5 separate regions of the Homo sapiens genome follow, and regions 2, 3, 4 and 5 are each linked to region 1. A link is a contact called in ENCODE Hi-C or POLR2A ChIA-PET data. All regions are on one chromosome and are shown on one strand. The core of a region is the stretch at or near the end of the contact, and the rest is flanking DNA. Distances in the headings are between cores, read along the strand shown. Region 1 holds the start of ZC3H15 (zinc finger CCCH-type containing 15). Region 2 holds the start of NCKAP1 (NCK associated protein 1). Region 3 holds the start of GLS (glutaminase). Region 4 holds the start of PMS1 (PMS1 homolog 1, mismatch repair system component). Region 5 holds the start of NUP35 (nucleoporin 35).

Region 1 (4,316 bases), core at 1,186-3,685:
AAAATAATCCATTCTGGCTGCCGAGATTTTAACAAACACCGCCTCTAACCCATTTTGGAATCCTAAGTTTGTTTTTCAAGCGTCAATTATAACGTCTTTTGGTTCCTCCAAGTAGAGAGAGACACTAAACACAAAAGGTGACATATTGTAATGGTTCCCATACAAGAGAATACTTTTCAGCAATAAGGAACATACTAGAAATATACACAACATGCATGGATCTCAAAAACACTGCATGGTGTGAAAGCAAGAAGAAGGACACAAAGGCTACCTACTGTATAATTTATATGAGTTCCTAGAGTGGTAAAAACTAATCTATCCTGTCAAAAAAATTAGTGGCTGCACGTGTGGAAAGAATTAAATAGAAAGAGGCACAAAACAAATTTAGTGGGGTGATAGAAATGTTTCAAGTCTTAATTAGGGTGGCAGCTACCTGGGTGAATAAATTCCTCAAAACACATAGAACTATACATCTAGAACCTGTACATTTTATTTTACATAAGTTATACCTCAACAAAAAATAAATTAAAAAAATAATATATATTAAATGTAGAAAACACAAAATCGGGCTTAATTTCACCACTTTGTTGTTGTTAATATTTTTAGTTAAAAAGTGCAGTTGTCTTATTTTGCATTTTTCTTTGGAGATACCTTCATTATTGAAACTAAAATTGCTTTCTCTTTAGCTAAAAAATAATTTCGTCACAAGATGACTAGAATCATAACATATGCATCATTTTAAAAGTTGATGGATACTATAAACAACTTTCACACATAATTCCTTAAAATAAGAATACTAGTCCTACTAATTAAAAATAAAACAATTAGATATAGAGAAAGCTCTACAATGCATGAAGTATAATTTAAATTGTCTAAATTATTACATAACATTTAATTTCAATGGGAGTTTTACTTCGTATCAGGGTCCAATCTCGAGGAAAACGACATCCCTAAAATGTCCTTGGTTTTCATAAAAGTGAATGCCATCCGATCAGCAACCCCTGAAATTTACCTAAGTGCCACGAATCCAGATTGTTCAAATAAGGTAATAGAAAACACAGATGTGAAGGTAATATTTTGTTTTTAAGTGTCTGGCTATAGTACTTCATGACAGTTTTAAACTGTACAAATTGGCAATAAGAATACCAGTTCTCCTCCAAAGTTGGAACCTGGCCAAGTATAGCAAAATTCTTAAGCATTTTCTTAAATCCAATGAGCAGACTTTACACCTTATGCGGTAAAATGGTCATGGCTTTTTCTAATTATATCCAAAGTACAAGAGGTCCTATTTAATTATGAGGAGGATTAATAGCAGAAATCGAGGGAAGAAATACCTCGTTGGGGTCTGTATGGTATGTTTACGTAATGTCAAATATGGTTCATCTTTTAAGGAAACTCAATTCAGTTGTTGGAAAACAAGTGCACAACATGTAAGAACGTCAATAGCGTTCCTTGGCCATTAAAGGGCTACAGGCTCAATGTGTTAAACGAATATATATACACACACATATATACACATATACACACACATAGATGTATACATATATACACGCGCACACACACACATATATCTCAAACTGGGTTACGGGACTTCACACAATTAGTGACACTGAAACCTAATCTCTTTTAAGGCGTTATCCTATTTAATCCACTTCAGAATGTAAGTACCAAGCTCTGCGTTCAAGACCCTGGGTTGTGACGGAAAGTCCTTCCATTCTTTATGGGACTTTAAACATTTCAGAGGTGGATCGAAAAAGCCACCAAGTCGTAATTTGTTGGTTCAAAAGAACTAACAGTACCATCCCTGGGTGACGGGTAAAGAAATAACGAACACAAAGACTCGTCATGAGTCGGTCTTCCAGAAAGACGCTGGCCCGAGACCGTTCAGCGTATTTCTTCACACATAACCTTGGAAAATCTCCTCAATTCTGAGAGGACTAGCGAAGGATAAAACCCTGTGCCAGTCCCGAGGGGTCATTTCGCACCCGGGTGCATGGGTGGGTGAACACGGGCGTGTGGGCGGAGAGGCAAAGCCCAGGTGCGGGGGCGCCAGCAGCGTCACTATAGTAATGAGAGAGCTAGCGTCATCAGGGGCTGGAGAAGGGGCAGTGGGCCACACAGGCCTAAGGGAGGAACACGTGGCCCGAGGAAGCGAGCCGGCTCCCAGGGAAGCCCGGAGCGGGGAAGTGGCTTTCCGGAGGGCTCGCGGCGTGAGTGGGGGAGGGGTGGGTACTCACTTCGATAATCTTCTCCTTCTTTTTTTGCTCCGCCTTTTTGCTGCCCCCGGCCTGAGCCTGTTTCTTGGGGGGCATTGCGGAGACAGATGGCACCGGCCAGACTTACGCGCAGCTGAATACCGTCAGGGGTTCTGGCCCTGCGGCAGGACGAGGAGGAAGACCGGGGCCTCACTCGCCGCACCGCACGGAAAGCGAGTCGCTCATTGGCCCCGCAAACGCGGCCTTTGCGACAGGTCGATGTCGCAGAGCATAGTGGGTAGCGAGGAGCGGCTCCCGGAAGCGGAGCTGCGCGTGCGCGCCCACTGCGTCCCACTAGGAGGGGGCAGGGACGGGACGTGGGAAAATGACTACGCGTCACTCGTGATGTCGCGCATCCGATAGGCCCTTTTCAGATGGCAAAAGGCCTGAGGGTGAATCTGGGCGAGCTGGTTGAGTCCATGCGTTTGTGCTTCCTCTCAGTCCACTTTCGCTTACGATGGGGCGACTCTTGTCCATCGTCACCTCACCGGGAAACTTTTCCTGCCGGGCCAGTTAATGGTCCCCTGTACCATCCCCATCCTGAGTGACTACTAAGCAGCCGCAGCGACTCGGGGTTGCTCCGTGACCACGTTACTCAGTTAACCTTCTTGTTCCCTGGAGAGGCGGAGCTGAATGGCCCGTGAGTGTCGCGTGCTTCAGATTCCTGCGAAGGATTATTTAAAAAATGGAAAAAGTTAACTTTCATTTGCAGGGTCCCTTTCATTTGAAGAGCATCTGAGATGGCGTCCCAGATAAGGAGGCACTTGAACTCCTTAGAAGTACTGTATTAAGTTATTTTGAGACTTTAGGAGAGTGCCTAGGTGATTCCTAAAAATTCCTTTATAACGTGAAAGTAACCAAACTTAGTTAGAACTTAGTTTAAGTGCTTGGTAGCTCCAGAAATTCCTTGGCACATTACACACACTATTTCATTTAGTTATCACAACGACACTTAGGTGGGAGTTGTTACTGTTTTCGTTTTATAGATGAAGCAGAGAAAGGAAGAAAGATGCCCAAAGTTATATTAAGGACAGAGCCAGCAATTGTAATCTTGGCAGTCCGGCTTCAGCCTATATGCCTATTACCTAACATTACAAACTTAGATCCTGTTTGAAAAGGTACTTGAATGATGAATGGGACCCATTGATATTTGTACAAACGAAAATACTATTTTTTAAAAATGTACAATGCTTAGCTGTTATTTTTTAAAATGATTATTGTTTAAACTATTTCTGTTAAGAAGCATTGTGGAACCAAGAATCATCTTTATAGATAAAAGTTTTTTTATCTTTTTCATTAATTTGAATAGGGAGAAAACGATAAGCCCCCCTACTTAGTCAAATTGATTATTTGCTTAGTAATTTTCTACGTAAGATAATGTCAAGGAACCCCAAGTATGTTTTGTGTGTGTATGTGTGTGTGTAGAAGAAATGTGATAGCTACTAAAAAGAATTGTGTCGAGAATGGCAGGTGTATGTTGACACACTTTTTTTCATTTGGGCTCATATTGGCAGGTTAATGGGCTCCCCCCCTTTTACATATTTTCATCTTTATTTTTTGTAATTGTCATAGTTCTTGTCAGAGGATGGAGGGATGCAGCCAGCCCCCTCTTTACTCAGTATTATTATCCATTTGATTATTTGGGGATCGTCTCCTTTGAGACTTTGTTTGCATATGGAATGTAGTTGTCTTAACTTCCTACTTTTAGTGCCCCAAAGATGCCCTTTGGGCCTTTGATTTTGAGTAATTTTACTGATTATTATTATGAGGCAAATGAATTATAAGTAACAAATATGGGGAAGTTACAAAGAATCTAGAGTCTCATAATGTTATGATAATGGCTCCAGTTTCATGGTTCATAACTTCTTCTGTCTCCTGACCTTTGCTTTCGGTTTTTTCCTCTGAAGTGTAGCCCAGGTAGAGAACAAAGATCCTTTCTTGCCTCAAGTGGAAAATACACATTTCTGAATATAGTACATGCTCTTATAGCACTCTCCCTCGTACACTATTTCTTCATACATTTTAGAAATAAGGAAGTCCAACTCATTGAATTCACTACTT
Region 2 (4,427 bases), core at 1,046-3,545, 3.4 Mb after region 1:
TTGCTTCCTTCCTTCCTTCCTTCCTCTCTCTCTCTTTCTTTCTTTCTTTTTAAGACAGGGTCTTGCTCTGTCACTCAGACTGGAGTACAGGGGTGTGATCACAGCTCACTGCAGCCTCTGCCTTCCGGGCTCAAGTGATCCTCCCACCTCAACCTCCAGAGTAGTTGGGACCACAGGCACGCCACCACCCCCAGCTAATTTTTAAATTTTTGTAGATATGGGGGTCTCCCTATGTTGCCAAGGCTTGTCTTGAACTTCAGGACTCAAACAATCCTCTTGCCTTGGCCTCCCAAAGTGTGGGGGTTACAGGTGTGATGGAGCTTGAGCCTAGCAGTTGAAGACCAGCCTGGACAACATAGGGAGACCCTGTCTCTACAAAAAAGTTAAAAAGTTTAAGAAAAATTCCCGTACACTTGTTCTTTTTAATGCAAAATGTAGAGAAAGACAAAAATTGTAATTCATCTACATCTAATCTCTTTTACGCAAATATATACATTTCATTACAGTCTAGGGCCAGTATGTCTATGAATTAGTGACAATAAATATTGAATAATGAGACTACTATCTACAGCGTTCTCCTATTGGGTACTTCCTGAGTTATAAGCAGCTACTAGTATTCAAGTTTATATGGCAACATGATAGTTTTTCTTGGGGAGTAAGAGTTGTGTTCAAATTTATAATACAGTGCCATTTTCTTGTTCTCCCTATACAGCAGTTTTTAAAAACTAGAAAATGAGACAATCTTTTATTGGTAGCACTCTGTAATTCTGCGTCTAGACTTAGTTATTTGTAGTCTCCCTAAAGGAGCACATATTTCCCCAATGTTCAACATTTTTAAATTTTCTTATCTGGCTACCCCAAACCCCTCCTCGCAGCCTCCCCTTCTCAGGTCTGCCCTTACTATTCCAGGCCCCACAACCTTGCCTCCTCTAAATTAAAATGTTAACTATCAGGCTGAGAAGTAACCAGATAAATTAAATTCCTTGACCAGTTAATGACTAGTAATAGCTCGACAGATGATCTCTCTGAAGTGTTTGTATTCTTAAGACTCTCTAGGTACAAAGCATTCATTCAAGGTACTGCAGCTTTGTATATAGAATTTCAGGCACACTGGCAGGTATGATTATGACTTCTTTTGGTGGGAACAGGACTCTTTTAAATGCCCCTTAGATTAAATCCATTCAGTCCACTCCTTCTTTCTTGTTGGAATATTAAAATGAAGATTTCTTTACGAATAGTAGATATAGTAGCTTTAAAAAATATTTTAAAGCTATTCATTACAATTTCCTTTTCTTAAAGAGTTTTGATAAATCCAGTGATGGCTTATTACTCTTAGAATGTCTTATTGAATGTGGCGGGACATTTTGTTACTGACTTAAAATTAATGAATATAATATAAAAAATTAACATATCGAGAAAAGGCAAAGCCAAAAATATTAGAGGCCTGAGTCCTCTTGGCTGAAGTTTCTCACCTCAATTACGTAAGTCCTCAGTTAGTTCACTTTTGGAATCATGTCTAATACATTTGACAAGGGAGTAGCCTTGGAGTGTCGCTAAGAAGAAATTGATCAGGAAAAATGAGATGGCAAAGAAGAATGTTTCCAAGAAGAAGTGGGATTTAGGGTGGAGGCTGTAAAAAAATGGGAGCGGTTCCTTTAGGCATTGAACAAACATTTATTTTTTGCCTTCCACATGCCAGGACCTACTGCGTCTCCTCCGGATGGGTGCTCCTCGCCGACAAAGTCTAGATTGTGATTATCTCAAGGACTTGAGTTACCCTCACTTCCGACCTCCTCTCTCACAAACTGGTTCCAGGCGGGGAGACTGAGGATGGGCTGGGGAGGCTGGCAGAGGCGATCCCCACCTCGCGGAGCACAACATCTGCTGTGTTCTGCGGCGAGCGCCTGTCAAGCAGTGGGAGGAAAAAGCGCTTGGAGCCACCAGCCCACTCTTAAGCGAAACTCGCCTGGAAAACACCCCGCCTCCCAGCAGAGTTTCTGCCGGTTTCTTTAGAAGGGTGGTGCGGAAAAGCAACTTTTGGGAACTTGAAGGAGTGGGGTGTGGGGCGAAGTGGAAAGAGCACACAACGCGACCCCACTCAGTCCCCGCTTGGGACTCCCATCCCGGCATCAGGCGTAGTGGGCGGTCCGGGCCAGGGCCAGGGCCAGAGCGGCGGCGGCGAGGCCATGCCGAGGGCCCGTCGGCCGCAGTTCCCCGTCCGGCCTCGCGGGGGCGCCGGCGCTGCCGATCAGGTGACCGAGGGCCCGTCCGGGGCTGCGGGAAGCGGCCTCGTTCTCAGCCGCCGGAGACGCCGCCGCCGCCGCCGCCGCCGCCACACCTAGTGGAGCAGCCGGGGAAGGCGGCTCGTTGGGGGCTGGGGCGGAGAGCGCCGGGGGTGGGGGCGGAAGGGCGGCGGGCGGAAGGCAGGAGGCTGCCGGGGCGCGGGCTGCTGCGGGAGAAGGGGCTCCGAGGAGTCCGCCGCGGCTCGCTCTGTCGCCGGCGCGGGATTGGGGCGCGAGGGCCATGGGCGCGCTCTCCTAAGGCGGAGGTCGCGGGCGGGAGGGGAGGAGGCCCGAGAGAGGCTGCTGCGAAGGCCGCGGGCCCGTGACTGGGCGCGAGGCGGCCGGCGGCGGCGGCGGCACCAGCACCACCATGTCGCGCTCAGTGCTGCAGCCCAGTCAGCAGAAGCTGGCGGAGAAGCTCACCATCCTCAACGACCGGGGCGTCGGCATGCTCACCCGCCTCTACAACATCAAGAAGGTGCGCACGGGCCGGGGAGGCCGCGGCGGAGGCGGGCGGGCCCGGGAGGGATGAAGGGCAAGGGAGGCCGTGGGGTGGGGGCGGCAGGAGGCGCCGGGTGTAGAAATCTCGGCGTCGCCGCCCGAGGCCCGGCCCGGGGTCGCCTGGATGCGCCGCGGCCTAATGCGGAGTCCCGGGCGCCTCTCCCTGTGGTTCGCCGGCCGGCCGAAGGCAGAGAAGCCATTTCCCGGCTCCCGGCGGCGGGATCGGGCGCTGGGCCTCGCACGGGGTGGGGGCGCCGCTGGGAGCCGGGAGCTGTCCCCTCCTCGGCGCCCCCGCCCCCATGATGGGGCCCATAGGAAAGGGAGGGTGGTGGGTGGGCGAAATTCTAGGTGGGTAGGAAAACTTGAGTGTTCCATATTCTTACGGAGATGGCAGCAGTGAACAGGGATTACACCCCACATCCCCATTTTTTGGTGTGGGAATGTGGGTAGAGAAGGGCTGATTGGATGAATCCCGTATCCCCTCCACTTTGCCACTTTATTTTAGATTGCTAAATAAAAAGCCATTGAGAGTGTGTTGACGATTTGGGATTATTTCATTTTGAAGGTGGAGAGGAGGGGGAAGTGAGGGTGGAACCAATTTTCTGAAATACTTCTAGGCTGTGAGTCACTAGAACTGGAATAACAACCTTCTACTCTTTCCCCTGTACTCCTCCTCATGTTAGATTTTCCAATACCATTTCTTAAAGTTCGGTGTCTGTACAAAATAAAAACCGTAAAAATGTTGCAATTGCTGCTGATTTATAGCATAGTCTGATAATTTGAGCAACTATAGCTAATAGGCCCATTTAAAGGCTTTTACATGTCCTCAGTACAGTAAGGAGTGGAAGACCACTGGAAGTTTAGAAAAGTCCATGTAAAGATAGAACAAATAATTACATTCATTATCGTAGGACAAAACAACAAAATCTCTCCCCTTAAGGCAAGGTTGGTAAGTTTTAAACAATTTGATAAAGAGAAAAAGAGATATTTGGAAAATTTAGATCCATCGAGTTTCCAATGTGTCTTTGATGTCATACCTTCATAACTATTTGTTGGCTTTTTAATATATCGTGAATGTTACCGTTTAGTTTAATCATAGCAATAGATTGTAGGTTGAGAGGGCTTCTGAAGAAAGGTTTTTTTTTTTTTCTTTGGAAATTCATTTCCAAGCGTTTGAGTGTAAAATTGATTTATTTTTTACAATTTGATGTAGACACTAATTCTAAAGAGTGTCCTGGTTTAATGATGATAAATTTTGGATAAGGACAAAGTCTGGTTGCTCACCTAATTGCAAGGCTTTATTACTCTAAACCCAGTGCTATCTGGAGAGTAACTGCAACATGCTTACTCAGTTTGTTACCTTTTATGTGGCAGGAGCTCAGTGTCATGACAAAGAAGCCCCTCTGCATTTACCAAGGAGCCTAGGTTATAAATTTATATAGGTTAGGAATAATTCAGTTTTAAATAGTATTACTTAGAGGTTGCATTGACCTGAACTGTTCGGGGAGATTGTGCTGCTTAAAAAACTTGGAAATTGATTCCTATATGAATTTTGTCCAAAAATGAACAAGTCAAATATTATAAAAGTTACTAGACCTGTGGTATTGTGGTTTAAAGGAAATGGTTATGATGGTTTCTAAAAGA
Region 3 (4,710 bases), core at 1,789-4,288, 4.4 Mb before region 1:
TAAACTCAGGACCAAGGAAAGGAGGAAACGCAGATATCCCAGCCATGTGAACTGATGAAATTGGTGTGGTTAAGCATTAAATTTACTCTGAACTTATTTATCAGCAGAGCAAAAGGTAAACAGTGCAACTCACATAGTTTCATATAAGACAGATGTATAGCAATTTCTCAAGATAAACATTTTTGTGGAAACTAAAAAAATTAAAAACCTTCATGTGCAAGCCTGAAATTCCAAGGCCAATCTCTTTAACAGGCTTTACAATAATGAAGAAGCAATGTTTTCTCATTTATTTAATAAATAGTTATGTGTCATTTAACACACGCCAAATATTGTTCTAAGCCTTTTACAAAATGTTAATTTAATTTTCTCATGGTTATTTCTTTTAATAATACTACATAAAATCTGGCACAGTCCTGAGTGAGTGCTAGCATACCAGGTGGACTGCTGACTGAGGGATGACCTATGCTTTGCAGGCTAAGCATTAGAAAGGATAACAGGATCAACTGGGAGCTTACCTCCCAGGATAAGAGAAATGTTTGTCACATAAAGGCAAAATGAAAGGAGCCAAAGAGGGAAAGCTACATTTGGAAACCAGATCATTAAGGAAATAGAAACTTTAACCAAATTAAAAAACTTTCTTCACAACCTTGAGGCCCTTGCTAAAAGGTGATTTTTTATTAAAAAGGCAATGAAACCAGAAACTTCTGGACAAGTGAATCACAGAAGAAGCTCAATTTCCTGTTTGACAAAAGAGGAAAAAAAAGAGAGGCACTAGAGCCACTGCAGAGACACAGACCTGAAGACATAATTTTACTAGAATGCAGTTCCCATCTTGTAGCCTTTAAGATGAACTTTTAAACGGTTGTGACTGCATTTTGCAATTCTGTACCTTGGGCACTTGCATGTAAACTCGTTACTTCCTTGGTAAACCGGATGATGTTAAAGTAAAAGTGAGTCCCAGATGAGATTAAATTATCATTCTAGTCCCTAAAACATGAGAGAAGTACAAATTTAACAGAAGTATAGCTTTTTAGAACTTGAAAGGATTTAAGTCATCTAACCCAAGATATTAAATAACCTGTCCATGGTCAGGACGCTATTTTGTGGCACAAAACCAACATCACAAAATACCACAAATTTCGCCCATCATCAAGTGATTTTTTTCAAATAATCTTTTTCAGTCTGGGAGAAGAACTTTAGAAAAGTTTCTGGAAGGTCCCAACTTCAATTACAGGAAAACATCAAGCAGGCGTGAGATTGAAATTATAACAATGTTCTCACTTTCAGTTTGACTTAAGGAACTCTAGAGCTGGAAATAGCAGCAGAAATAAAAGGGAAGCAAAACAGGTTAGAGTGTCAGCGTACAAAGCCAGAAAAAGAGTAAGGTATAATGAAAGCAGATCCGTAAATTTTTACCCATTTTGGGAAAACAAAGTGGTCCATTTGTATTACACAAGACAAAAATATATAGGAGACTGCTTTGCATATTGTTTAAGAAAAACCAGTTTTGCTTTAAGACTAAACTACTGTGCCGTACACATACAGGATGAGTCAACATCCTATCACAATGAAGTCACAAAACCTACTCAACTCAGATTTTTCACTGAGTTAGTGTATTACGTCACATTTCATCTTGGCTATTTAACTTTTATTTCTAAAAATCTCCCCATCTCACGGAAGACCTGACAAGCCAAAGCTGGTCCCTTATGCAAACAGGTGGTCTATACTGCGTGCCCCATCTTCTCGGCCACATGACCGGATTCCTCCTAATCTCACTTCTGAAACATTGTTTCCGGTGCCCCAGATGGCTCTACACGTGCCTGAGGTAGCCACTCCCGAAATATAAAGAGCTCTCTGTCACATCTGGCTTCCAACCGGATGATGGCAGAAACCAAGGGAGGGCAGGCAGAGCGGAAACGAGCCAGGAAAAGCGACAAGTCAGGAAGGTAAAGGCTCTGCTGAACGCCCAACTCCTAAATGTCACTCGGTGGAGATGTTCGTGCAGCATCGCCCACGAATGGCTGGGGCGGGCGGCCAGGCGCTGCAGCCGCAAGCCAGGGAGCTGAGCACGCAGCGCGGGCAGGGGAGCGGCCTCTCTGGCGCTGGGGACGCCAGGCGAGCCCATCAGGCCCCACCGCGGCCCCACCAGGGCGACCCCCGCCGGGGGCGGAGAAGGGAAGTGGGTGCCTGGCGGAGGGTTGCGGGCGGGGAAGGCGCGGGCGGGGCCGGGCCTAATCACATGGCGCAGACGGCGCAGGCCGCCCGGCACCTCTTTCTTTCTCTTTTCTAGACCCTCGGCTCCTATCCCGCCCCACCGCAGGGCCCCACACAGCCTGAGCCCGGGCCCCGAAAGGAACGAGGCCTCCTGCGCCTCGCGGAGACACTCACTTTTCACCTGAGGCCACCAGCTCTTTGCCCTCGCTGTTGCCAAACGCGTCCGTCTCCCCGGGGCCGTCCTTGGGGCCGGGCGCCGCCGGGGCAGCGGGTGGCGACACCCCGGGCTGCGGATGCGTGCTCCCCTTGCCCAGCTCCTGCAAGATCTCCGAAGGAGAGCTGGACAGGCCCCGCGCGAGGGGCTCCGCCGGCCAGCCGCCCCCGCCCCACCACGGGTGGAGTCGCGCGGCGGCAGCCGGGCCCGCGGCCGGCCGTCCCCCGCCTCGGGGACGCCGGCACAGGGTGACCAAGGGCTGTGCCCGCCGCAGAGTCGCGCTCACGCCGGCGGGCGACCGCAGGAGCAGGTCCCGCAGCATCCCCGAGCCTCGCAGCCGCATCATGCCGCCGGGTCCGTCAGCGCCCGCTCAACAGGGGAGGATGCTCCGGGCGTGGGCGGCCGGTTTCCTCGGGGAACGCGGTCTGTGGTGGGGCGGTGAGATGACAGAAGAGGAAAGGGCAGCTACTTGGGTGTGGTTCCGGCTCGGACTCCCGCAGCGGATGCGGGTGCTGCTGCTGCTGCTGCTGCTGCTGCTGCTGCTGCTGCTGCTGCTGCGCGCTAGGATTGCCGCGACCGGTTCTCTTCGCTCCGCCTAAGGCTCCGCACTGAGGCTAAAGCGCAGGGGAGGGCTAGAGACCTTCAGCGCTCGCCGACGGCCCGCCCCTTTCGCCCGCTGCGATTGGCTCAAATCCTCGACCTCTCTTTTGATTGGCGATTAGGGCAGTCAAATTTCTCTCGGCTCTGGGTGCGCGGAGAGTAGGGCGGGGGATTGGTGGGGGGCGGGGAGAGGAGTCAAACTGACGTGTGAAGCGGGTGAGCCAGGCCCGGCTGCTCAGTAGCCACTTTCTGCACGCCGTGCCAACTCCGAGGCTAGCCTAGTTGGGTACTAGGGGCTCTGGGTTCTCGCATTTATGAAGCAGTGGGCTCCTCCACTCTGGGAATTCGAGCTGTTGGGGAGACTCATGGGCGAGATCCCCCGCAGCCGAGGGCAGTGAGGTCAGCAGGTTTGGCAGGGCTGAGTCTGGCCGAGCTGTCGGAACTCAGCCGATCCCAGCTCGCATCTGGCCCCCAGGTCAGGGCGTCTGGCGACTCCTCCGAGAGCAGCCCCGGACAAGCTTCATCCCTCTCCCAAATGTAACATTTGCTTGAAACTTTCCATGATTGGCTACTACCCAGACGTGAAGTGTTTTGGAAAAAATGAGCAAAATCCTTTCAGCTATGCGACTTAAGCCATGGGAGGGTGGAGGTGGAGGGAGGGCGACGAGTGGCGAGGCGGGGTGGGGGGGTTGCGGAATCCAGAATACGACAGCTTTCTTTTTTAAAAATTATTTTTTTTAAATGTACACCGATACTTCAAAAATAGTTTTGAATAGCAATGATTCCGTTAACGCTATTTGCTTGAAAGCAAAACTGTAGATACTTTTCTATTTTAAAAACTGCTTCACTGTTTTAAAATAGAAGCGTTGGAATACGGGTTCTCTAAGTTATTTCAGCATCACTTTATCCATTTATCCTTTTGGACCTGTGGAAAAACAGCCAAGAACCTGATAAACTGAGTTATTCCCTGAGGCTACATACACATTACATTCCAGGACAAAAAAATGTTTTTAGACTATTTCCTGAAACAATTAGGTTTAAATGGAGTAGATCCACAGAGTTTAATAAGATGTTTTGGGGGTTGGTGTGTTGTTACTGTGTTGTTGTGTGTGTTCGTTTTGAGAAAGGGTCTCACTCTGTCGCCCAGGCTGAAGTGCAGTGGCGCGATCACGGCTTACTGCAGCCTTGAACTCAGGGGCCCCGGTGATCCTCCCACCTCAGCCAGCACCTGCTTTTTTTTTTTTTTTTTTTTGTATTTTTGGTAGAGACGGGGTTTCGCCAGGTTGCCCAGGCTGGTTTCGAGGGATCTGCACCCCCTGGGCCTCCCAAATTGCTGGGATTACAGGCGTGAGCCACCACGCCCGGCCTAATGAGGTGATTTTTATGAAACTAGAAGGGTGTATGTCAGGTGCATCATTAATTGATAACCGGATTTAGTAATCTAGTGAACTGTAAAATATTTCAATAGATTAATAATTAGGAAATCTGGCTGTACCTACAGGTTATGTGACCTTTGGCATGTTACAGCCTTGCCGTGTTTTAAGTTTTTTTTTTCTATCTGCTCTTTAACCAGAAGAACATGGAAAAAACTATCATGTGTAAAACATAGTCACCTTTTTTATTTAAAAAAAAAAAAGCAGGACAATGGGAAAGTACTTAGATAGCTTTTATTACTAATGTTA
Region 4 (4,955 bases), core at 1,796-4,295, 3.3 Mb before region 1:
TAATTAAATTGTATAATTAAACCTACTACATCTTTGTCCTGAACTGTAAAACTTTTTTTTTCCTGCTGTACAACTTTTGAATGTAGGAAATTATGTATTATGTATCTCTGGATGCCAGGCAGAACAATCAAATGCTTCACCCATGGCAAGCCCTTCACTTCATGAATATTAATGAAGGACCACTAAATATAATTTATCAGCATCTTTCTTATGCTAACGCAAACATTAGAAAAAGTATCCTCCTTCCCTTTATATACATAATTTCAATTGGCTTCCACACCATCCTCCAGCTCACCTGTATCTCACACTTTTTTTCTGGACTTTAGGGCCTTACTTCCATCTACCTTCTAAATATCATCATTTAGATGACCTGAAGGCAACCTAAACATAACATGTCCCAAACTGATCAGAGAATCTTTCTCTTTCTTTTTTTTGAGACAGAGTTTCAGGTTTCGCTCTTGTTGCCCAGGCTGAAATGCAATGGCACAATCTCCGCTCACTGCAGCCTCCACCTCCCGGGTTCAAGCGATTCTCCTGCCTCAGCCTCCCGAGTAGCTGGGATTACAGGTGCCCGCCACCACACCTGGCTAATTTTTTGTATTTTTAGTAGAGCCAAGGTTTCACCATGTTGGCCAGGCTGGTCTCAAACTCCTGACCTCAGGTGATCCGCCCGCCTCGGCCTCCCAAAGTGCTGGGATTACAGGCGTGAGCCACCACGACTGGCCTCTAATCAACTTTCTTCCTATATTTCTTGTTTGATAATAAAAGTAATAGCCAACATGAGAATTTTATATATATTATCCTATTTAATCCTCACAACAACTCTACGTATTCTATCATCCTTTATCACCAAATAGGATTTAAAGGCATGGTAACTTGCTCAAGATCACAAAACTATTAAGTGGCAGATGCACACCTTGGCATGTTTGACTCCAAAGGCCATGCTCTCAAACACCTTCCATCCAAGCACATAAAGCAAAATTAGAAACCTTGAAGTCATCCTAGAAATTCTACTCGCTCTCTACATCCTGCCACCCAGTCATCTCTCTCCTACTATCTAAATGTTTCCCAAACTAGTCCTCTCCTCTTTGTACTGCCTCCATTCGGCCTTTCTCTCCTGAACTACTGCAATAACCACCTAATTGATATTTTGACTCGAATCTCAACCACCTATAGGGTTCTTTCTGTATTTAAATTTCATCATGTTGCTGCCCCACTTAAAATTTTTATAAAGGTTTCCAATTGCCAACCAGGTTAAGTACAAACTTCTTAACAACTGGATTTTTGCCTCCTCTCCCAGTCATCCCATCGTTGCCCAAATGTGCTCTAGGGCGATCATACTGCACAGCTCGTCTTTTTTTATTTTTTATTTTTTGTGACAGGGTCTCACTTTGTTGCCCAGGCCAGAGTGCAGCGATTTTGGCTCACTGCAACCTCTGCCTCCCAGGTTCAAGCAATTCTCCTGTCCCAGCCCTGCAAGTAGCTGGGATTACAGGAGCGCACTACCACGCCCGGCTAATTTTCGTATTTTTAGTAGAGACAGGGTTTCACCATGTTGGCCAGGCTGGTCTCGAACTCCTGACCTCAGGTGATCCGCCCGCCTTGGCCTCCCAAAGTGCTGGGATTACAGGTGTGAGCCACCGTGCCCAGCCAACTTGTCTCTCTTAACATGGTGACACTCACTCCTTCCTCAGCTCACATGGTTCTCTCTCAGCTGACTTCTAATCATCCTTCCAGATTTAGTTCAGTATCAACTCTTCAAGCCTTTCTTCCCTGCTGCAGCCTCCTTTCCTTCACCTGCCAACAGATTAGGTATTCCTTCCCCTGCAGTCCCCCTTTACCTCATTTCTAATTAACCTCATCACAAGTTACTCTATTAATATGTGTTTCTGTCTGTTGCTCCTGACTCAGAGTTCTTTGAGGACAGGGGTTTTATATCAATCACACATCGCTAGCATAGCCCCTGGAATATAGCACTCTATACCATATGTGTACCAAATGGAAGGGTTTATATCGGGCTTACAAATCACAGCAAAGAATGTCTGGGAATATCAGGATAGTCAGTCTTCCATATTTGCTGGGAGGGAAAAGGAACACTTCTGAAGAAGTGCTGATGACCCGGAAAGTCAGTTAAGGACAACAGGTGTGCCTAAAAAAGAAGTAAAGATCAGAGAACTCACAGACTTCCATTAGAGAGAACACAAAGAAATCATTTATTTAAAGATCAGACTAAATCCAAAACAATTAGGTTCACAAAGCCAACAGAAATGCAAGATACAGACATACACAGCCAACATTCTCTTAAGTCAATTTCAAAATGTTGAAAGCTATTTCGGCAATAAAAATCACAAACTTTCTGCACTGCCAAGGTGAGGGAAATTACATTTCAAAGGCGATTCCAAAAAAACCTAATCAAGACTTTCCTCAGGATCAATTTTTGGTATTCACATTTCCTTAGCATGTAATACAGGTGCCTGTCTTCGGCGTACGGATAAACCCAGAAGGCCAAGAGCAAAAATCGTGATTAACTTTAAAGAGTTTAACTTGCACCCCTTGTATGATGCCACAGGATACAATACTATAAACCGCCACTCACACAAGATGAGTTACAGTTGCCATGGGTTAAATCTGCTGCCTGGAAAACAAATTTTAAGTCCTCCACCCAGAAGGGTCTGGGGAATGGGACGCAACAAAGACCAAGCCAGAACACCCCGGAGCCCAGACCTGCTCAGAAAACGCGTTCCACGTGTGCGCGCCCGCAAGCCCGGCTTCGCTTCCCGCCCCGCGGGGAGCGCCCTTAGCTGCCCTATAGCGTTCGCGCCCGGACCAGGACGAGTAGAGGGGACGGGGCCCTCGAGCCATCGAGGATATAATAAATACCCGTTAGTCACACCACACTACCTTCCTGCTAGCGCGAGGCAGGCAATTACCATCCACTAGCCGCAAGCAGCCAGCGTCTCACCCGATGCGCAGGCCCAACCCCGCACCCGCACCCGCACCCAGCACGCACGCGCGCGGCAGAGCGGGTGCAGAGAGCGCGGCACTGAGTCCCGCCTCGCCCGGGGGCAACGTGAGATTGGCGCTGCTCGCAGCCAATCCGCTGGCAGCGAGTCTGTCCGGGAAAGCTTCCGCAAGCTGCGCAGCGCCGGGCCTGAGGGCGTGTATCCGCGGCCGTAGCAGCCGGGCTGGTCCTGCTGCGAGCCGGCGGCCCGGAGTGGGGCGGCGGGTAAGTGGGCACGAACGCGGTGGACGCTGTACAGTCGCCTTCGTCGGTAGGGAACTGCTGGCGGCCTAGGGGTCGTCCTGAGAGGGAAAAGCGGGCTCCGGCTGCATCTGCGGCGCCCTGCGTGGCCGTAAGAGCCAAGTGGCCTCAGAGGCTCGCCCCCTACGCAAATCCTCGTTGTCTTGCCAGGGTCCTGACGTGACGTGCGGCCGCGAGAAGGAAGGGGCGGGTTGGGGGAGGCGCTGAGGTGGTAGCAGCGGCGGCTTTTGCTGAGTTTTCTCTGGCCCAGAGCGCTCGGGCTGTCGGTCTAGCAGGGGGGACTCCCCTGAGGGGCCGCTGCGGGTCGCCGTCTTCGGAGGCACCGGCGAGGGCAGAGCCAACAGCCTCTTCACGGTCTGTAAGGTCATTGTTTGCCAGTCGTGGGCAGCGCGGCAAACCTGCTGGGAAAAGGTTTTCTGGTTGGAATAGGATGAGTACCGCACCAGCTTTGCCTTCCAGCTGAGATGTAAATTTCAGGCCTCCATCCTGTGGAACGTGGGAAAACTATCTTGAGTGTTGGCATGTTCTAAGTATGACATAATAGTTTAATGTATGATAAATCATGGGTGTTTAGACGAAAGATTTACACATATAAATTGGAGGCTTTAGCGGTCTTAGTGTAACTAACTTTTCGTCCCCTTAACCCTTGATGCCTGTTCTATGGGTCTCTAGAGCGGAAGGAGCATTATACTCCGGAAACATTTGCTGGAAGGGGTTATGAGAAATTCCTCTCTGTATGCTAACTCCGTAATACAAGCGTTTGTGTATTTTAAAATCACAGCTGTTCCAAATATAATCTAGCCTCGTTTTCCCCCTCCGTCGGATGATAGGTGTTCTTCAGGACAGTTTTATTTTAAGCAATTCTTAGTCTCAAGTAAACACCATCATTAAAAGAACTGAGAACTATTATCAATTCTTCCTTTGGAGTCCATCTTCAATGGAAAGGAGAAGGGAAAACCTTTTTTAAAAAGAAGAAAGAAAACTGAAGTTTTTGATTTGACTAGAGAAATATTCAGAAGACTCCTTATTTTCACCTAGTTTAATCACAAAATTGAGAAACAAACATTATCCCTTGACCATGTAAATTTTACACCACATTATGTCAACAGCATGTACCTTCCACATTGAGTATTCAGAAAGAAGTGATCTGAACTCTGACCATTCTTTATGGATACATTAAGTCAAATATAAGAGTCTGACTACTTGACACACTGGCTCGGTGAGTTCTGCTTTTTCTTTTTAATATAAATTTATTATGTTGGTAAATTTAGCTTTTGGCTTTTCACTTTGCTCTCATGATATAAGAAAATGTAGGTTTTCTCTTTCAGTTTGAATTTTCCTATTCAGTAAAACAACATGCTAGAAAACAAACTTTTGGAAAGGCATTGTAACTATTTTTTCAAATAGAACCATAATAACAAGTCTTGTCTTACCCTAAAGTCAAATGCTGAAGATTCTTTACTGCTGTCATCAGCATCTACAAGTAGCATATTTTGGATGGTGTTTGTGTGCTACTTCAAAGTAACTAGGAAAAAATAATCCTCGCAACACAGGTACCTTGTCATGTCAGAATTGGGGGTGTTAGGTTGCCAGTTGTATCAGTGTTGATTCATTTCATTACTTCCTACAGAGCAAACATGAACGTTGGAGTTGCCCACAGTGAAGTGAATCCAAATACCCGTGTCATGAACAG
Region 5 (4,896 bases), core at 683-3,182, 3.4 Mb after region 1:
AGTAAGAATTGGCTTAAGAAAAGTTCTGATGTATCTGGATACATACAGACACAGTAGAAGGCGCAAGCCTCTAATCCCAGGATTTTGGGAGGCCGAGGCAGGTGGATCGCTCGAGCTCAGTTCGAGACCAGTCTGGACAAAATGGCGAAACCTTGTCTCTACCAAAAATACAATAAGTAGCTGGGAGTGGCGGCACACTGTGGTCCCAGCCCCTGGGAGGCTGAGGTGGGAGGATTGCTTGAGCCCGGAGGGGGAGGTTGCAGTGAGCTGAGACTGCACGACTGCACTCCAGCCCAGGTGACACGGCTGTGTCAAAAAAGAGGAAGGGAGGGAGGGAGAGAGGGAAGAAGGAAGGAAAAGAAAAAAGAAAGCACCAGACAGGAAGGAGGGCACAATGGGCTCTTAATCAGGACTGTCACCAACCACCCCTCAGGCTAAATTTCACTTAAAGCAAACTTAAGGAAAAGATGCTGCATGTCCTCAATTCCATTTCATATTCTGTGCTCCCAAAAGATACGTACTCAGCTAGCAGTTTGTTGAAGTCAACCCTTAGTTTTACTACACCAGTGGGCACCTGGAATATCTGCAAAATGTGGACTTAAACATTAATACTGGCTAATGTCAGATTTCTGGCAAGGCAATATACAGGGATTGGTTTACTCACATTTGTAACCCCAATAAATATGCACTCCAAAATGTTTTTGTTGAATAGAAAAATTTGGAACTGGAAATGAAGAGTTTTTGATCTCTAAAATACATTAAAAATAAATACCAAGACGACATCTATATATAAATTTTAATGCAGAGTATCTGCATTATTGACATTATGCATTTAGTTTTTTTATGACAGACTAAAGTAGTTCAAGTTACTCTATTCTCAAAAAGAACTTATTTTACACCAAACATGGCAAGCATTACATACCCTTCAAATCTAAAGACTCTTTCCACACCATATATATTACATTTGCTCTCTTTTCCAAGCTCAGAAAGTTATAACCTAACTTTTCAGGTAAGTCTCTATGACAGTAAGACGGTTTATTTTCCGTTCTAAAATTTTCGACGATTCTCACAAGTCGCAAAACTCAGCAGGAAAAAAAGAAATCCGCGTGCTGTTAAAGTGGTAGATTTTTTTCAAAGACGACATATTTCAACGAGGCTCCGCAATGAATAATGGGAATGAATCTTTAAAAAAATTCAGATCGTGACTTACTAGAGAAAAATACCTCCTACAATACTTAAGAGTCACTTTCCCCAAATAAAGGCGGGAAATATCGTGCGAACTCCTAGCTTGCTGTTAAGGTCAATATCTCAATGATTACCAACCACACGGTTGATTAAATGTTGCACGATTCAAGCTTCCATTAATAACAAGATTCCTTTGGCAAAGCCCGGGAGAGAGGAGTCAAAACAGGAACTGGAAGCACCGGTGATCAAGAAGCAGTGGACTGCACCCACACACTTCAGGGCACCGCCCACCCACGTGTACCGCGGTCAGTTCCTCCCAGGGATGCTTCTGGGGACCAGCAACCAGCTGGGAATCCAGCAACCAGCATCGCGTCTCGGGTATCAGAAGGAGGTTAAGGTATGGGCCAGTCTAACGTGGCTGGCGTGTGGGGGCACAAACACAGCTCAGTCACCGCCAGACGGCCTTTTCTTCACCCTCCCAGGGCCCTCAGCTTCCCGGCGCCACCTTTGTAGCAGTATGGAGGCGACGCGTCGAGTAGGGGACCGACTATGAACTTGGGGGCACCCAAGGATTCCCTCTCCGCGACTGAAACCAGCAGACGAGAGCCTGACGACTGCCTTTCAGTCTTGCCCGCCTCCAGGCCCAGAGCATGGATGGCAGTGCCAGCAAGGAAAAGCAATATTTCACTCACCTAACGCGGGCCCCTGAGGTTCCACTGCAAAGGCTGCCATTGCGTCGGCAACTACACTTAAAACCAGTACCTTCCCAATTAATTTTCAAAAATGGCGGAAACGCTCCCCACGGGTAACGGCGTGCTACCTTATGGGGTTGCGTAACTTCCGGACCTGCGCTATGCTTAAGTTGTAGGCGCCGGAGCCATTTTGGAATAGGGCAAAGTCTTTGCGCTGAGAATTTCCGAGGAAAGGGTTTTTGCACCGGGAAGGTGGCGAACCAGCGTATGGTTCTGTGAATGCTTTTCATCCGGGAATGCTTCCTGATTTGTGGGTACTTAAGTTACATAGAAGCACAGATTATTTTACTCACGGTTTCATAATTAGCGTGAGTTGACCCAGTGCTCTATCATCGGTCAGCTTTTCTGAGTAGCACCTGGAAAAGTCAGCTTGATGAAAACAGTTGGTGCCTCTTTGCAATGTCGATTTCTGGACTTAGTACATGACGCTTTTTCCTCAAAGCATGTTTTCTACTATCCGTATGCCATTTCTTTTAAATTTTGTGTTATGTAGACAATTTTACATTAAAGCGTAACTCATACGCCGTTTTGTTGCATATTAAAACATACAAAAATATAGCTAACGAACGCATAAAGTACACATGTAAATAATGGAAGATAATTATACGCACCCACGAACCCTCCACACCGCGGAATCTTGCGTGCTTCTGCATGTGCCATCCCTGCCGTCCACGTCCCCTCACTTTGCTGCTTTTCTTTAGGGCATAGTCATACGTAAATCACATACACATATTCTGCATATGTGTGTGTAAAAATATATTGTTTAGTTTTGCTCAAATACTAACTTTATAAAATAATGTGCTACATATGTATAACTGGGGACGTTCTCTGCTCCATACCATGAGGATTATTTCCAAAATATCCACCCATGCTCAGCTATTTCTTCTAGGACTTCCTAAAATCTCAAATGGAGGAAGAATTTTGTCTTTGGAATGAGGCAGTAACAATTCCAGAATTAAATGGTAGGTTCACAGAAATCAAATTTTAAAACCACTCACAGATCGAATTGACTTTTTGAAAATGGGTGTGTGAATTGAATTGTGTCCCTCAAAAATTTATGTTCAAGTCCTAACCCTCATACTTATGAATATGACCTTATTTGGAAATCGGGTCTTTGCAGATGTAATAAAGTTCAGATAAAGTCACATTGGAGTACCACAAGCTCGGTTAACTAAACCAGCACAAATGTATCTCTTACAGTTCTGGAGGCCAAAAATCCAAAATGAGTATTGTAGGGCTAAAATCAAAGTACCAGAAGGACTATTTTCTTCTGGAGGCTCCAGGGGAGAATCTATTACCTTGCTTTTTCAAGCTTCTAGAAGCCACTTATATTTCTTAGCTTGTGCCACCTTCCTGCTTTTTCAAAGCCAACGATGTAGCATCTTTGGTCTGTCTGACACTGCTTTGTTCAGCTTCTGCCATCACATAGCCTTGTGATGACATTTAGGACCCACCCAGGTAATCCAGGATAATCTTACTATTTCAATATTCAGTAGAGGTGATTAAGTTAATAATCACATCTTCAAAATACCTTTTGCCATATAAGGTAACATTCACAGATTCTAAAGCTTAGTGTATGGATATCTTTGGGGAGTAGTCAGCCCACAACACAGGGCAATCCACTTTTTAGAATTAAGCTACCAAGAAAGGTATATCAATGTATAAATTTCTACACACATTGAGGCTAGATGTGGTGGCTCACACCTGCAATCCCAGCACCTTGGGAGGCTGAGGGGTTGATCACTTGAGTCCAGGAGTTTGAGATAGTGAGACCCCACTTCTCTACAAAATAAAAAAGAAATTTCTATACAAATTATGATCTAGCCAAACAAAAGAACACTATACAACAACTAAAATGAATTAGATGGATTTGATATGAGTGTAAATATTAACCTAGAAAGACCTCTGTGATAGATATAATGAAAAAAAGTAATTTGAAAACATGCATGCATATACGGCACCATTTTTATTTAATAACGGGTTTATTTAGGAACAGATGCAGAGAAAGAGAAAAGAGTGATACTTCTTTAAATAAAAGAAGATGTTGAAAAAGATTTGCACCAGCCGGGCATGGTGGCTCATGCCTGTAATCCCAGCACTTTGGGAGGCCAAGGCGGGCGGATCACGAGGTCAGGAGTTCCAGACCAGCCTGGCCAACATGGTGAAACCCCATCTCTACTAAAAAATACAAAAATTATCCGGGCATGGTGGCACATGCCTGTAATCCCAGCTACTTGGGAGGCTGAGGCAGGAGAATCGCTTGAACCCAGGAGGTGGAGGTTGCAGTGAGCCAAGACCATGCCACTGCACTCCAGCCTGGCGACAGAGCGAGACTCTGTGTCCAAAAAAAAAAAAGAAAAGAAAAAGAAAAAGATTTGCACCAAACTATTAACAGTAAAGTAGAAAAGGGTTTGTAAATTGGAGGATTTAAGAATGGCCTTTACACATGTATACATATGTAACAAACCTGCACGTTGTGCACATGTACCCTAGAACTTAAAGTATAATAATAATAATAATAAAAAGAATGGCCTTTAACTTATTTTATACAATTTTGTGGTTGATGACAGGTGTTATTGCTATTTTATTTATTTATTTATTTATTTTGAGATGTAGTCTCGCTCTGTCACCAGGCTGGAGTGCAGTGACACGATCTCAGCTCTGGCACTCCACTGCAACCTCCACTGATTCCCCTGCCTCAGTCTCCCGAGTAGCTGGGAGTACAGGCGCATGCCACCACACCCAACTCATTTTTTTTTTTGAATTTTAGTACAGACAGGGTTTTACCATGTTGGCCAGGATGGTCTCGATCTCCTGACCTCATGATCCACCTGCCTCAGCCTCCCAAAGAGCTGGGATTACAGGTGTGAGCCACCGCGCCCAGCCCTATTTTCTTTACTTTTTAAATTAAAAACTTTTTTCCATTAAGACATTTATTTTCTTTTCTTTACCTGCATTT

What was found. Hi-C counts contacts between places; a loop is a spot of excess contacts on that map. ChIA-PET counts read pairs that join two places held with the same protein, here RNA polymerase II (POLR2A). Pooled maps may share reads with other maps.
Region 2: a loop to region 1 is called in a map of CD4-positive, alpha-beta memory T cell, with 7 times the contacts of the local background. The contact joins the promoter of NCKAP1 here to the promoter of ZC3H15 in region 1. A Hi-C loop is called at or near these places in 3 of 168 maps with a recorded cell type or tissue (CD4-positive, alpha-beta memory T cell, K562 and naive thymus-derived CD4-positive, alpha-beta T cell) and 15 of 50 pooled maps.
Region 3: a loop to region 1 is called in a map of CD8-positive, alpha-beta T cell, with 7 times the contacts of the local background. The contact joins the promoter of GLS here to the promoter of ZC3H15 in region 1. A Hi-C loop is called at or near these places in 1 of 168 maps with a recorded cell type or tissue (CD8-positive, alpha-beta T cell), 2 of 37 single-sample maps with no recorded cell type and 11 of 50 pooled maps.
Region 4: a map of naive thymus-derived CD4-positive, alpha-beta T cell shows a loop between it and region 1 (16-fold over the local background). The contact joins the promoter of PMS1 here to the promoter of ZC3H15 in region 1. A Hi-C loop is called at or near these places in 2 of 168 maps with a recorded cell type or tissue (CD8-positive, alpha-beta T cell and naive thymus-derived CD4-positive, alpha-beta T cell) and 15 of 50 pooled maps.
Region 5: a map of CD8-positive, alpha-beta T cell shows a loop between it and region 1 (31-fold over the local background). The contact joins the promoter of NUP35 here to the promoter of ZC3H15 in region 1. A Hi-C loop is called at or near these places in 6 of 168 maps with a recorded cell type or tissue (CD4-positive, alpha-beta T cell, CD4-positive, alpha-beta memory T cell, CD8-positive, alpha-beta T cell and 1 more) and 15 of 50 pooled maps. POLR2A ChIA-PET finds 5 or more read pairs at or near these places in 5 of 52 experiments (MCF 10A, OCI-LY7, T-cell and 2 more).

What each region holds. Positions count from the first base shown.
Region 1 is chr2:186,484,379-186,488,694 of GRCh38, reverse strand. It overlaps ZC3H15 (zinc finger CCCH-type containing 15), which reads right to left and starts at 2,435. Exons shown (of 10, transcript NM_018471.3): 1 at 2,238-2,435. The coding sequence starts at 2,312. It overlaps LOC105373785 (a long non-coding RNA gene), which reads left to right and starts at 2,695. Exons shown (of 2, transcript XR_001739147.3): 1 at 2,695-2,895. It also overlaps the pseudogene DPRXP1. RefSeq lists an enhancer at 2,326-2,805.
Region 2 is chr2:183,036,325-183,040,751 of GRCh38, reverse strand. It overlaps NCKAP1 (NCK associated protein 1), which reads left to right and starts at 2,295. Exons shown (of 31, transcript NM_013436.5): 1 at 2,295-2,760. The coding sequence starts at 2,653. RefSeq lists silencers at 1,722-2,373, 2,106-2,695, 2,756-2,875.
Region 3 is chr2:190,879,149-190,883,858 of GRCh38, reverse strand. GLS (glutaminase) reads right to left here and starts at 3,038. Exons shown (of 18, transcript NM_014905.5): 1 at 2,389-3,038. The coding sequence starts at 2,774. LOC124906110 (a long non-coding RNA gene) reads left to right here and starts at 1,871. Exons shown (of 2, transcript XR_007087791.1): 1 at 1,871-1,946; 2 at 2,291-4,710. RefSeq lists enhancers at 1,561-1,750, 915-2,114, 3,511-3,650 and silencers at 2,071-2,380, 2,441-2,530, 2,581-2,640, 2,981-3,240.
Region 4 is chr2:189,782,540-189,787,494 of GRCh38, reverse strand. PMS1 (PMS1 homolog 1, mismatch repair system component) reads right to left here and starts at 3,045. Exons shown (of 13, transcript NM_000534.5): 1 at 2,902-3,045. It overlaps ORMDL1 (ORMDL sphingolipid biosynthesis regulator 1), which reads left to right and starts at 3,156. Exons shown (of 5, transcript NM_016467.5): 1 at 3,156-3,226; 2 at 4,372-4,481; 3 at 4,893-4,955. The coding sequence starts at 4,900. RefSeq lists enhancers at 2,628-2,677, 3,228-3,457, 3,468-3,527, 3,618-3,697, 2,983-3,869 and a silencer at 3,038-3,087.
Region 5 is chr2:183,121,479-183,126,374 of GRCh38, reverse strand. NUP35 (nucleoporin 35) reads right to left here and starts at 1,932. Exons shown (of 9, transcript NM_138285.5): 1 at 1,878-1,932. The coding sequence starts at 1,917. LOC124907917 (a long non-coding RNA gene) reads left to right here and starts at 1,418. Exons shown (of 2, transcript XR_007087331.1): 1 at 1,418-1,582; 2 at 1,668-2,458. RefSeq lists an enhancer at 1,114-1,882.